3 separate regions of the Homo sapiens genome follow, and all the other regions are linked to region 2. A link is a contact called in ENCODE Hi-C or POLR2A ChIA-PET data. All regions are on one chromosome and are shown on one strand. The core of a region is the stretch at or near the end of the contact, and the rest is flanking DNA. Distances in the headings are between cores, read along the strand shown.

What was found. A loop is a pair of places that touch in the nucleus more often than their neighbours do. ChIA-PET counts read pairs that join two places held with the same protein, here RNA polymerase II (POLR2A). Pooled maps may share reads with other maps.
Region 1: a pooled map shows a loop between it and region 2 (3-fold over the local background). The contact joins two enhancer-like sites. A Hi-C loop is called at or near these places in 1 of 50 pooled maps. POLR2A ChIA-PET finds 5 or more read pairs at or near these places in 3 of 52 experiments (A673, activated T-cell and activated naive CD4-positive, alpha-beta T cell).
Region 3: a loop to region 2 is called in a pooled map, with 4 times the contacts of the local background. The contact joins the promoter of KRTAP4-12 here to the enhancer-like site in region 2. A Hi-C loop is called at or near these places in 4 of 50 pooled maps.

What each region holds. Positions count from the first base shown.
Region 1 is chr17:40,726,221-40,730,697 of GRCh38, forward strand. No RefSeq gene overlaps it. Among named protein-coding and RNA genes, the nearest start is that of KRT24, 25 kb to the left of the region's middle. Within about 2 kb of position 1,876, at least 2 of the 41 ENCODE cell types and tissues checked have a DNase peak (open chromatin) inside an H3K27ac peak, as active enhancers do.
Region 2 is chr17:41,647,510-41,651,703 of GRCh38, forward strand. It overlaps LOC124904004 (a long non-coding RNA gene), which reads right to left. Exons shown (of 2, transcript XR_007065756.1): 2 at 1-1,405. Among named protein-coding and RNA genes, the nearest start is that of KRT17, 25 kb to the left of the region's middle. RefSeq lists enhancers at 1-741, 294-443, 474-633, 1,032-1,141. Within about 2 kb of position 1,287, at least 22 of the 41 ENCODE cell types and tissues checked have a DNase peak (open chromatin) inside an H3K27ac peak, as active enhancers do.
Region 3 is chr17:41,121,506-41,125,983 of GRCh38, forward strand. It overlaps KRTAP4-12 (keratin associated protein 4-12), which reads right to left and starts at 2,677. Exons shown (of 1, transcript NM_031854.3): 1 at 1,586-2,677. The coding sequence starts at 2,617. The coding sequence ends at 2,012. RefSeq lists an enhancer at 1,804-2,357.

The DNA of each region.
Region 1 (4,477 bases), core at 626-3,125, 920 kb before region 2:
AGTGCACAGGTGTTAAAGGCAGGTGTGTATACAAAGGTTGATTGGGAGGAAATAGGTAATGTAGAAATAAAAAACATTAGATTGATTATACAATTGATATTTATAAATGAAAATGTTTTGCAATTATGGAGCAAAGAGGGTGGCTCCTCTCTTAAAAAATCTTGTGAGCTATTAAAGTTCCCAAACTTATTGCATTTTGTAGCTGCAAGTGCAAGAGTTGAAAGTAATGATGAACTAGAACCTATTACAGATGCATTTGAAATCTGGAATCCATAAATACAGAATGGGTATGTTCCAGGGGCATGCATGACATGCATTCAAAGATGTTGCCCATTTTAGGTATATATACTTCCAAACCACAAAATTATAGAATAAAAATTTGGGTTTTCTATGTTTTAGTTTATATTAACATTTTAAATAAATTAGTTTTGTGCTATCTTTTATATCTTCTGTATATTATTTGTAAAAGTCACTTGAAATTATAAAAAAATAAAATGGGCCTATCTGATGCAGTTGATAAATGGTGATGACTTATTTTTGGGGCATGCTAGGGGCCAATGGGCAATCTTTGTTCCAGAACTCTCACGGGGCTGACAGAGACTTTGGTCTGCATCAGTCTGCTAACTATCCTGCAAAAGACTAAAACCCTCCCTGGTCTTGCTTTCTCCCTTTTCCTTTCATAAGTATTACTCCTTAGGATAACTTTTGATCCTCAAACTCAGTCTCAGCATCTACTCACTGAGAGTCAACCTGCAACAAAACTTAAAGAAATGAAGTGACTTTCCCAGGGCCAGATATCTGGGAAGTGTTGGAACTGAGATTCCAACTCAGGTCTATGCACTCATATTATTTGCAGAAGTCTGCCTGGATTTAGGGTCAGAACTAGTAGAGTCCTCTAGTGGTAGAACTCTACTAGTTACCAAGAAGCCTTAACTTCATCTAGAAACTTCGATTTCTTGAGCCATAGTTTTTTCACCTGTAAAATTAAGGATAATAGTTCCTGCCCTACACATGGCATAGGATTATCACATCAAATGGAGAGCGCAGAGCACTCTGTAAATTGTAATTCCATATTCAAGCATAAGGTTTGATCATTTTTATTGCTGTTTTCTTGCATTTGTACTGTATTAGTTATTCCATAAGACCATATGTTTCTAAACCGGGAGGTCAGCCTAACTTCATCTATTGAAAGGTCCGTCATAGTCCTCACCATTTTTCTATGTACATTTGGTGTTCCATTTGATGTCTTTTCTAAGGGGCTTATCTTTGAAATTTTTATATATAATTATTTACAAAAAAAGATGTAGACCCTATCTATGGATTCTTTCTGATTTAAGTTTGAGGTTGTATTCAGCTGCTCTCACATACCTTAGCTATTAGGGATTGTAGCTCAGTGTCATGGGTGTGAAGAATACGTTTTTCAGTTTCATGATCTCATATCTTGCTGCTTCAGTGGAGAACTGAGCTGGCCATGACTTACTCTGAGCTATAACATCTTGGCAAAACAGAGCTCTGAAATATACCCCTATTTTATTTATACTTATATATTTGACTAGCTACTCTATTAATTGAATTGTTCTTTAGCTTCTTAATAGTTTTGCTTGACAAAAATGTTGCGTTACGTTTATCAACATTCAAATATTAAGACCGGTCGGCAGCTGGGGCAGCATTCCTTACAGTAATTATATGACTACTAGACTATTCCGCAATCTCATTGCCTAATCAAAAGGAACAGAAAAGATTACATTAAAACAGGAAAAATCTATACTTCTATTTTCTCTGATTTTTTTTTTTTCCTAAAACAAACCCTGAAGAAAATGATTGTTTTGGAGGAGAGGTGGAAAAGCATTGAGGCGTGATTCCCTTCTGTGGTGAGTCACTTTCTTCAGTTTGGTTTCATATTCATTTCCAGGCCAGCAGTTGTGAAAGTTTTCAGGGCATTGCCTGTGTCGTTGACCTCCATTTTGCACTCTACATAAACCCAGTTTTGATGCTGGTGTTTTGGAAAAGTGGTTAAAATTGTTTCAAATAAAAATATTTTCCCAAATGTTTTCTATTAAATTACGTGTATTTTTTTTCCCCCTGATATCAAGTCCAGTAACTTCAGGCAAATTTAGTGAAATTCTCTACCATCTAGAAAGGGATGAAGAACTTAAAGGAAGGCAGATGAATTCCTTCCTTTTTTTTTTTTTTTTTTTTTTTTTGAGACGGAGTCTCTCTCTGTCGCCCAGGCTGGAGTGCAGTGGCGCGATCTCGGCTCACTGCAAGGTCCGTCTCCCAGGTTCACGCCATTCTCCTGCCTCAGCCTCCCGAGTAGCTGGGACTACAGGCGCCCGCCACCACGCCTGGCTAATTTTTTGTATTTTGTTTAGTAGAGACGGGGTTTCACCGTGTTAACCAGGATGGTCTCGATCTCCTGACCTCGTGATCCACCCGCCTCGACCTCCTAAAGTGCTGGGATTACAGGCATGAGCCACCGTGCCCGGCCTCCTTCCTTTTAAAATTCAAAAATCTTAATTTTAAAAAGTCTTAACTCAGAGTAGTGGTTTCTTTAAGATCTCGAATGAGTTAGTGATAGTGCTTGAACAAAGATCCAAGACACCTGCACTTTTATTTGTTTACTGACAAGATGAAGATTATTCTTCCTTACATGGCTTTGTAGATTTTGGTGTTGTATCCAAAGAGGAAATTGTATTAAAATATCTGAAAAAACTGGAACCACATCTTCCTGCTATAAGATACAGATTTTAAAGATTAAAGATGGAAATGTTGATAGCTTCAGAATAATTTATTTTGGACAAGGATACATGTAATGCCCATGTTGCTCATATTGTATATTGTATAACAAGGTAATATGAATATTTCAAACTCACTGTGCTGTTTATGATGAACATAGCAGTTAAAAGTTGGTGCTATTGCTTCATTCATTTACAATTTTTCTATCACTCCATTATTCTGCTTATTTATTATTCTTTTATTATTCAATTTATTATTCTATTCATTTATCAATTATTCTATTTAGCTATTTTATTATTGTTATATATTATACATCTTATATATAATATATAAATAAATATATATAATATATAAATGTAAATTGTATATATATATATTTGAGACAGGGTCTGGCTCTGTTACCCAGGCTAAAGTGTTGGGGAGCGATCTTGGTTTACTGCAACCTCTGCCTCCTGGGCTCAAGAGATCCTCCCCCTTTGTCCTCCCTAGTAGCTGCATGCACCACCACACCTGGCTAATTCTTGTGTTTTTTGTAGAGACGGGGTTTCATCATGTTGCCCAGGCTGGTTATTTATCTTCTATTTTACATTATCAGTAGTAAGTCAACTTTTATCAATTATTTAATATTTATTGAGCATCTTGCAAAAACATTCTGCTAAACCTTGGGAATAAAACTAACAAGTAATAGTCCCTGCTCTTAAAGAATTTCATATATAAGCCTGGTCAATATATCGAGAACTTGTCTCTACAAAAAGAAATTAAAAAGTTAGCTGGGCATAGTAGTGCATACCTGTAGTCCTGGCTACTCAGGAGGCTGAGGCGGGAGGATCACTTGAGTCCAGGAGTTTGAGGTTAGGGTGAGATAGGATTGTGCCACTGCATTCTAGCCTGGGAGACAGAGGCAGGGGGGTGGGGGTGGGGCAGTGGGGAGAAACCCTTCATGTATAATTTTTGTTGTATTTTATATAATCACAGCAAGTCTTCTCTTACATATTCTTCACCATGTTCAGTAAGTGTCCGAAAAATAATTTGCATTTTTTTTTCGCCTGCTGAGAAACAGTAGGGAGATATTATTAATTGTCCAAGTGTTGACCTAGAGGAAGACTCTGGGCTGCAGATGGCTGATTTATCATCTTCCCTTGTTGGCAAATAGCTGCCCTAGTTACAGACCCAGTTTCCATGTTTCTTGGTACCAGAAGCTCACTTTGCCATCCCACTACCTACTTCCAGTCCACCTTCTGCCACAGACTTGCAACCATGTCCTGCTGCCCAGTAGAACCCAGATTCTCTCCCCAGTTTGCTGAAGTTTTGTGCTGCTGCTTTGCTGCTAAAACCAAAACCCCATCTGTCATCTGCTGCTAAAAAGTTGTGCCATCTCCATAAGGTCCAATCACCCAAATTCCTTTCCACCACCAAACCGTCGAGACCAGTGTAGGAGACGCTGTAGGGGAGCACGTCTATGTCTCTGCCATTGACTGCTCCAGTGTTCTAGAGTGTTAACATCATAAGTGGGGCACCTATTCCATCTTAAATTCAACAACGCTATTGAGCACTTCCTCTGTGGTAAGTACTGAGCTGGGAGCCAGGGATAGCACTTTGATAGATCAATAGAATTTCAGCTACATGTGGTTTAAATAGGGTATTGTGGAATTTTATAACTATTTATACCATTGCTTCTGTGGAGAATTACATCAAGTTCTGAAAGGTCAGCATGGCATGGCAGCTAAAAAATCCTGGAGCC
Region 2 (4,194 bases), core at 37-2,536:
TCTTTACGGCAGAAGACCAAGGGTGCGTCTGGTCCTCAGAACTGCAGGATGCACCGGCAGCGATGGAGAAGCCTCCTTGGATGAGGCAGGGTGAGGAAGGAGACCAGACAAGCAAGTCCTCCTCCCAGAGGCAGGGACAGGAAGCAGGAGCAAGGGGCCACCAGGGAAGCTGCAGGGGCTAGAACCCAGGGAACTTTCTAGAAAGGCTAGCTGGCCCTAACAGACCCCTGGCCTGGAGGAAGACCTCCAGGGCAGGTTAGGCGGGCCAGTCACATCTCCGGGGGTGATTTAAAAGGCACCACCTTGGGACAAAAGGATGGAAGCATTGACCAGACAAATGCCTGACCCGGCAGCAGCAGAAAAGGATGCATGGAACCCTGTGGGGTTCCCACCTCATGAGGTCGTCTCTCCTCATTCTTGTGCTCGGTGGCTCCCAAGGGGCAGGCTCTAGTGCTCCCCATGGAGACCCCAGGCCCAGCCGCCTTCCAAGGCTCATGCCCTGTTAAACGGGGACACGCTCCGGCCGCCCGGGATCCCCAAATCTGTAGCAGGAGCGCCCTCTGCTGGCCATCTTGGGTGGCGCCTCTGCGCTGCAGTCCCGAGAGGAGCCCGCGAGGCCGCGGGAGGAATGCAGGGACCCTGGAGACCCATCCTCCACCTGCGCTCTGCAAACTACTCCTTCTCCCCCAGGGTCCTGGCTCCTCCTCGCCATCTTCAGCTTCACCGTCTCTAGTCCCTTAACAGCCAGAGCACCAGGCCCCGGCTGGGCCGTGTGTCCATGCCTCTGCCTCCAGGCGCATGGACACAACATTCCCTTCTGAAGCTGGCCTGCGCTGTGTATCACCCCCTATCCCCCATCCCTCCATCTCAAAAAAGCCCTTCCCTGCCTTTGGCACGTGTCCCTCCCCCACGCCCACCCGCTCAAGTCCCTCTGTTAATAAACTGCTAACCCCAAAACCAGCCTTCCCTCCAGCTTGCCCGGCCCCGAGTCTGAGGGTCCCTGGAGCAGACACGCTCCACCCGCGGGGACCTCTCCCTCCTGTCAACTCCTGAGGAGCGGCAGCGGCTTCTGGGCTTCCCACGCGGGGTGTGACACCAACGGGGGACATAATACAAACGAACGAGGGTAAAGTCCGTGTGCACACCTGTGCATGGCCACATGCGGATGTGCGTCCAGGCGTGCCTTGCAGGTGTGTGGGCAGTGACTGCGCCCACCCCTCTGTCGGGTCTCGCCACGCTTAGCTGGGTGGGCTCCTTCCAACCCAGGCTGGGGCTGAGCAGGAGGAAGCCGCGGCCTCGCCCCCAGAGGGCAGCACTGAGCTGTTCTGGCCCGACTGCTGCCAGACTCTACCCGGAGAGGAGTCCTGAGTTTCCCCGTCCAGGGCCTGGGGGAAGGACTTCAAATCTGTAAAGGAAAGCAAGGAATCAAATCCCAAATCCAGGCTAGCGGTTACACTGCGGGCAGAGCGCGAGGCGCACATCGAAGCTAAAATGTCCAAAATTGGGCAGTGGATTCACGGATGTTTGTTGTGCTTTTATTCTTTTTTTGTTTTTTTCTTTTTTTTTTTTTTTTTTTTTTTTGAGGTCGAGTTTCACTCTTGTCGCCCAGGCTGGAGTGAAATGGGGTGATCTCGGCTCACTGCAACCTCCACCTCCTGGGTTCAAGCGATTCTCCTGCCTCAGCCTCCCAAGTAGCTGGGATTACAGGCGCCTGCCACCACGCCCGGCTAATTTTTGTATTTTTAGTAGAGACAGGGTTTCACCATGTTGGCCAGGCTGGTCTCGAACTCCTGACCTCAGGTGATCCGCCCACCTCGGCCTCCCAAAGTGCTGGGATTACTGGCGTGAGCCACAGCGCCCGGCAGTGCCTTCATTCTTAAATCCTACACATATTTTGTAAATATTATTTTGAATCTATTCAGTATTACTCTTTTCAAAATAAAGGCCTCCGAGCCCTCTCTAGAATGTGGAAAGACCACTCATCGCTCAGTGGAGCAAAGTGAGCCTACAAGCTCCCCAGATCGCCCCCAGAACCCCCAGAATGCAGAGGGCTCTGAGTGTCTCTGGGGTTGCCTGTGGCTTTGGGGAAGGGGAGAGCCTGGACCCAGGCTTCTTTACCGCCCGGAGTCCCGGGTCAGCACTCCTGCAGGATAAGCCACACATCGACACGCAGCTCACACACACACACACACACTTCCAGATTCATACACAGGTGCATGCTCACAGGTTGACACACACATGCTCAAAGACTCATACACACACGTTCACACATAGCTCACATGCACATACACACACACATTGAGACTCTCAGACACACACAGACTGATACACGTACATTCACACACAGCTCATACGAACATTTACACTCTCAAATTCACACACAGGCACATGCTCACAGGCTGACACACACTCAAAGACTCATATACACACATTCACACACAGTTCACATGCACACTCACACTCCCAGATTCACACACAGGCGCATGCTCACAGATCGATACACACACACTCAAAGACTCCTATATACACATTCACACATAGCTCACAGGCACATCCACACACACACATTGACACTCTCAGACATGCGCACACACAAAGACTCACACACACACGTTCACACACAGCTCACACACACACTCCCAGATTCACACACAGGCGCATGCTCACAGATACACACTCAAAGACTCATATACACACATTCACACACACATTGACACTCTCAGACACATGCACACACAAAGACTCACACACACGTTCACACACAGCTCATACACACACTCACACTCCCAGATTCACACACAGGCACATGCTCACAGGCTGACACACACTCAAAGACTCATACCCATTCACGTGCCGCTCACATGTACATTCACACACATACACTGACATTCCCAGACTCACACACACCAGCACATGCTCACAAACTTCCCCATACTCACAAACTTCCCCATACTCACACTCACACTCATAGACTCATGTCCACACTGTCACCCACTCATGGACACACGCGCAAACTTTCACATTCACACAACCTCTCACGGGTACACACCTTACACACTCACACAAAGACGCCATTGCCACTCTGGCCTGTTAATCTTACATCCTCATCAGGAAAGAGGAGGGGCTTGTATCCTCCCTGATTGCAAGAGAGATTTCTAGAATGTTCCCAGGAGACCCCAGTCCCAAGGTAGAGGGATATTCCTCCTGGACTGGAGGAAGCAGAATCGGGGCCAGGACTGGGCCTCAGAGGAACTCCCCGGGCTTCCTGTACCCACTCACTAGCTCATCCTCTCACTCCCCAGCCCATACGTGGGAGAGCCTGACCTGGGGACATGACAGGGGACACACAGCAGGCCCTGATCTTGGGGAGCTCCTGGACCTCACGAGACACCGTGGAGACCTGTGCAGGCTGGCCTGTGGGAGTGCCCATGAGGGGTCCCTGACCCAGCCTCAAGGCAGGACAGGTGGGGAAAGGATCTGAGCAGGTCCAGCACAGCAGGAGACACAGGAGATGCCGGCCTTCCAGGCAGGGTGATGGGCACATGCCATGGCAGGGGGCACCCTCAGGGAAGCATGAGATGTCCCAGGCCAGGGGAGCTGGCTGGAAAGGCAGGGGGTGGGGGCTGGGCCTGGCAAGGTGAGCAGGGGCCCACCTGGGAGAGGCCCACCTGGGAGAGGCCCTGCGTGCCACACGAGGGAGCGGGGCCTTGCTCCTGAAAGCCACAGGGAGCCCTGATTAACTGCACAGGACAGGAGAGGACACAGCTGCTCTGCAGAGGCACACAGCTTGTACCCAAAACCTGCAGGAGGGCAGGTGGTCCTCAGCCTCCATTCCAGGAGCAGAGCAGGCCCAGGAGCCCACCACTGGTCCAGGGAAACCCCCCACAGGTACAGCCACGTTCTTCCCTGATTCATCACAACGAGGCCCCTGTAAGTGACAGAGGGTCGGTCTGTGCAGACCTGGAAACACACGGCCCCAAGACCTGGGATCCTGAAGAAGCAGTGCCAGCTCCTCCCAGACAGCCCGCCCCAGCTGGCCCGCTGGCTCCAGCCCAGCCAGGAGCGAGGGCAGTGGGGGAGCCCCACAGGAGGGAACGGGGGCTCAGGAGGCCTGGTGGGGCAGAGCTGGGACAGCTGGGCGAAGGGGCTGGGTCCTGGCTCCGCGACGAGGGCCCATTCCTGGGTGAGGGAGGG
Region 3 (4,478 bases), core at 1,427-3,926, 520 kb before region 2:
AATGTGATTTATATAAAATTCATAATTTTTCTACATATTCTGTTAAATATATTTTCTGCTATTATGTTTACATTCTTATTTCTTTCAGGAACTAAAATATTAAAAGTACATTTCAGTCAGTCATTTGAGCTCTCAAATTAGCTATCATGAATTTCAAATTGTTTTGGGGGACAGGCTGGGTTCCCCAGGAAGCAGTCACTGAGATGGAGAGCAATATGCAGGAGGTTTATTGAAGCATGCTCTTGGGATTAACACTGGGGAGGGCAGGGGAGGGGAAAGGGAGGGGAGGGGAAAGGGAAAGGGAAGGGGAAGGGGAGGGAAAGGGAAGGGAAGGGAAGGGAAGGGAAGGGAAGGGAAGGGAAGGGAAGGGAAGGGAAGGGAAAGGAAGGGAAAGTGAGAGAAAGATCAAGTTTGACACTGGGATAAATCAAACTGCAGGGCAATCTCCGTGGAAGTCTCAGATGAACCTATAGGGAGTTCTGGAGATGAGATGACCCATTAGAGGCATCCCTAGTTGGGGAGAAATGTGGGTCTTTATAGTTTCATCCTAAAAAAAGGGCATGACTTTGGACGAAAAGAAAAAAAATCAGTCTCCAGCATACCTGTGAGTTTTCACTAGGCCTGCTTCCTTCATTTCCATCACCTGCCTGGCCGTGAAGGTGGCCCTCTCTACATGGCAGCATGAACTCCCCATTGAAACTCTGCCAGTCAGAATGAAGGAGATCCACTGTGTTTGTGTTGAGGATTCATTACACATGACTCAGTAGAAAATACATGGACTTTGCTAAACCACCTAATAGCTGCTTTTACTGGAAAAAAAAAGAAATTGAAATACAGTGTTTTAAAAGATCACAGCTCTGTGCACAATAGTAAAGACATGGAATCAGTCTAGGTGCCCATCAACAGTGCATTGGATAAAGAACATGTGACATTTTCACACCATGGAATACTACACAGCCATAAAAAAGAATGAAATTTTGTCCTTTGCAGCAACATGGATGTGGCTGGAGGACATTATCTTAAGCAAATTTTTCCAGGAACAGAAAACCAAATATTGCATGTTGTCACTTACAAATGGGAGCTAAACATTGGATACACATGGACACAAAGATGAGAACAATTGGGGACTCCAAAAAGGGGGGAGAGAGGGAGAGAGGAAGGGCTAAAAATGACCCACTGCTCAGTACCTGGTGACAGAATCATTTGTAGCCCAAACCTCAGCATCACACAACATGTAACAAATACGAATATGTACTCTTTGATTCTAAAATAAAAGTTGAAATTATTTTTTAAAAGATGATGAGTTGTGATCAATCTTTCAAAACGTTTCCCCTGTTGTTATATTCATGGATATTTCATGACTTCAGCTTCACTCTTTTTGTCTAAAGAATACAAAATGACTAATTGATTTGCCTAAGCCTGAAAAGACTTTTCTAGAAAAAAACTAGGCAGTGATCGATGTCAGTTGACCTCTGTTAGAAGGTTGACTAATCTGTGCTGTGAGCCCTACAGGTGTAGTTAAATGTAATCACCCAGGACCTAAATATAAAACCCTTTTTAAAAAGAGAATAAGAATCATATTCAATTTTCAGTGCCAATAGAATAGAGGTTTATTTTGGTACATGGAAATAACAAGGTACAAAAATGTTTGCAAAAGACTTTAAGAGAGAGACTTCACTGGACTTCAAGGTTGGAGGCTTTAAGATCTGTGGCCCTACAAATGATGGAGGCAATCTTCAAATTCCTTAGGCATGATGAATAAATGTCCTGAAGTCAAAGAGGTGGGAGGATGTTGGAGGACAATTTGTCAATTTATTAGGAGATTGTCAATGAATTCCTTTGGAAGGAAGGGAGTTTGGACAAAAGGTAGAATGCAAATACAGAATTTCTAAGGATGAGGTTTGCTTATGGGACCCAGATCAATTCTCTTGAACAGTCCGCATGTTTGCAATGAGAGCCTTCATCTGTAGGAAAGGACGTAATAAGGAAGTGGTGTGTTCACAGCAGAGATTTAGCAGCAAGAGGAGGCACAGCACAAGGGGCGGGGGCAGGTGGAGATGACACAGGTTGGGCGATAGCAAGTGGTGTGGCAGGAGACTCGGCCACAGACTGGACGCAGGCAGCAGCAGGGGCGGCAGCAGCTGGATTCACAGCAAGAGGGGCAGCAGCTGCTGGAGATGCAGCAGCTGGGGCGGCAGCAGGTGGGCTGGCAGCACACAGACTGGCAGCACTGGGGTCTGCAGCAGCTGGACACACAGCAGCTGGGGCGGCAGCAAGTGGTCCTGCAGCAGGTGGTCTGACAGCAGCTGGGGCGGCAGCAGGTGGGCTGGCAGCACACAGACTGGCAGCACTGGGGTCTGCAGCAGCTGGACACACAGCAGCTGGGGCGGCAGCAGGTGGTCCTACAGCAGGTGGTCTGACAGCAGCTGGGGCGGCAGCAGGTGGGCTGACAGCACACAGACTGGCAGCACTGGGGCCTGCAGCAGCTGGACACACAGCAGCTGGGGCGGCAGCAGGTGGTCCTGCAGCAGGTGGTCTGGCAGCAGCTGGGGCGGCAGCAGTTCTCCAGGCCACAGCCCTGGTCAGAGCACACAGAGCCACAACAGGAGTTGACCATGGTGTCAGAGGGTGGAGGTTCTCGGTGGGTTTCCAGGAGAGTGAGTGTTCTGAGTTTGATCTCTCCTTGTTCTCTCTTTTGCTTTTTATACCCTGCTGAGAACCACTATGACAATGTGAATAATCTTGTGGTTTGCACATTACTAATAGAGAATCAGTTGTTTTTTAGTAAATTAGATAGTTGTCCTTATCTGGTAAATATTTCTATAAATAGAAAAGGCAACATTTCCTTTTCCTGTTGTATTCTGAGCTATCCAATTTGGTTAAGCCAAGTGAATCAGCTCTCATTCTCCTTCCTTCATCTGATGTGTCTTCTGATGTGTAGACCCATTACATGACATTGTTTGATTGGATTTCATAAGTTAATTCTTTATTTATTTGACTCCTGGATAATAAGTTGAAAATAGATTTTATGATGACTAAATCTCCTCTGCTCTCAAAGAGGTTAAAAATAAATTACATAGAATGCTGGTAGGAAAATGTGATGAAAGATTCATCTTTGGGGGGTGATAGGAGGTAACTTGTGTATAATAAGGAACACTGTGATTCCTTTGAATTTTGTGGCTGGTCAGTGAGATATAAAAGATCCCACTGAAATTCCTGTTTCATGTTATTGACTCTATTTAGCTTGAAACAGATATAATGCAATGATTCATTGCTTTACAAGTAAAAATACATTGGCATGATAGGTCCCTTTATAAATTATTGTTGGCATGTTCTTCAGAGATGGGGATCATAAGGAACATTTTTGTTCTATTTTGTTGGTAAGTCAAGATACCCACTGAATGTGTTTAACTGAAGTGTTATTGAAAGTAGATTTTCTCATACTCGAAAGCTGCTTTTTCTCACAATGTATGTTGGAGATATTTTGCTTGATACATGGAGAAAAGAAACAAAGGATCAAGTTTAATTTCTGTCCTACAGAAGCTTAAACAAGACAAATAAGAAACATGTATAGGAAAGAATTTAGCAACTATTTAGAGAATGGTGTGATTAGTGAACAAAATAACAATTATGTATTTAATCTGTACACTTCCAATGAAAGATGAAACAATACTAATAGTTATAATTTTTTGAGTGCTTACTATGTGTCAGGAATTTTCTGAGTCCTCTATAATTGTTATCTTGTTTATACTTCACAAGGATTCTGCTATGTAGACACAATTTTTCTAAATTCTTTACATCCAAGGTACTTGAGGCCCAGATAGATTGAAGTCACACAGTCTGTAACAGGGAAAGGGCGTCTCTCCTAGAGTGTTCAAGGAACATTTTGCGCATGAACATTTTGCAATTAAATCCCTCCTGATATTTAAAAACAATTATTTATAATTAAAAAGATGCAAGGTATGTTCTCACTCCTAAGTGGGAGTTGAACAATGAGATCACATGGACACAGGGAGGGGAACATCACACACTGGAGCCTGTCGGGGGTGAGGGACAAGGGGAGGGAGAGCATTAGGACAAATACCTGATGCATGTCGGGCTTAAAACCCAGATGACGGATTGATAGGTGCAGCAAACCATCATGGCATATGTATAACTATGTAACAGACCTGCATGTTCTGCACATGTATCCCAAAACTTAAAGTAAAATTTAAAAAAAAAAAATGTATGGTAAGAAACCATCATAAACAAAGTAAAAACACAAATGACTAAATAATAAAAAAAGAACTAGCAATTAATATCACGGACAAAGGGTTAATAGTATATAAAAGACTTCTGAGACTGGACACGGTGGCTCACACCTGTAATCCCAGCACTTTGGGATGCCAAGGCAGGCGGATTGTTTGAGGTTAGGAATTTGAGACCAACTTGGTTAACTTGGCAAAACCCCATCTCTACCAAAAAAACAAAAAAAAGCA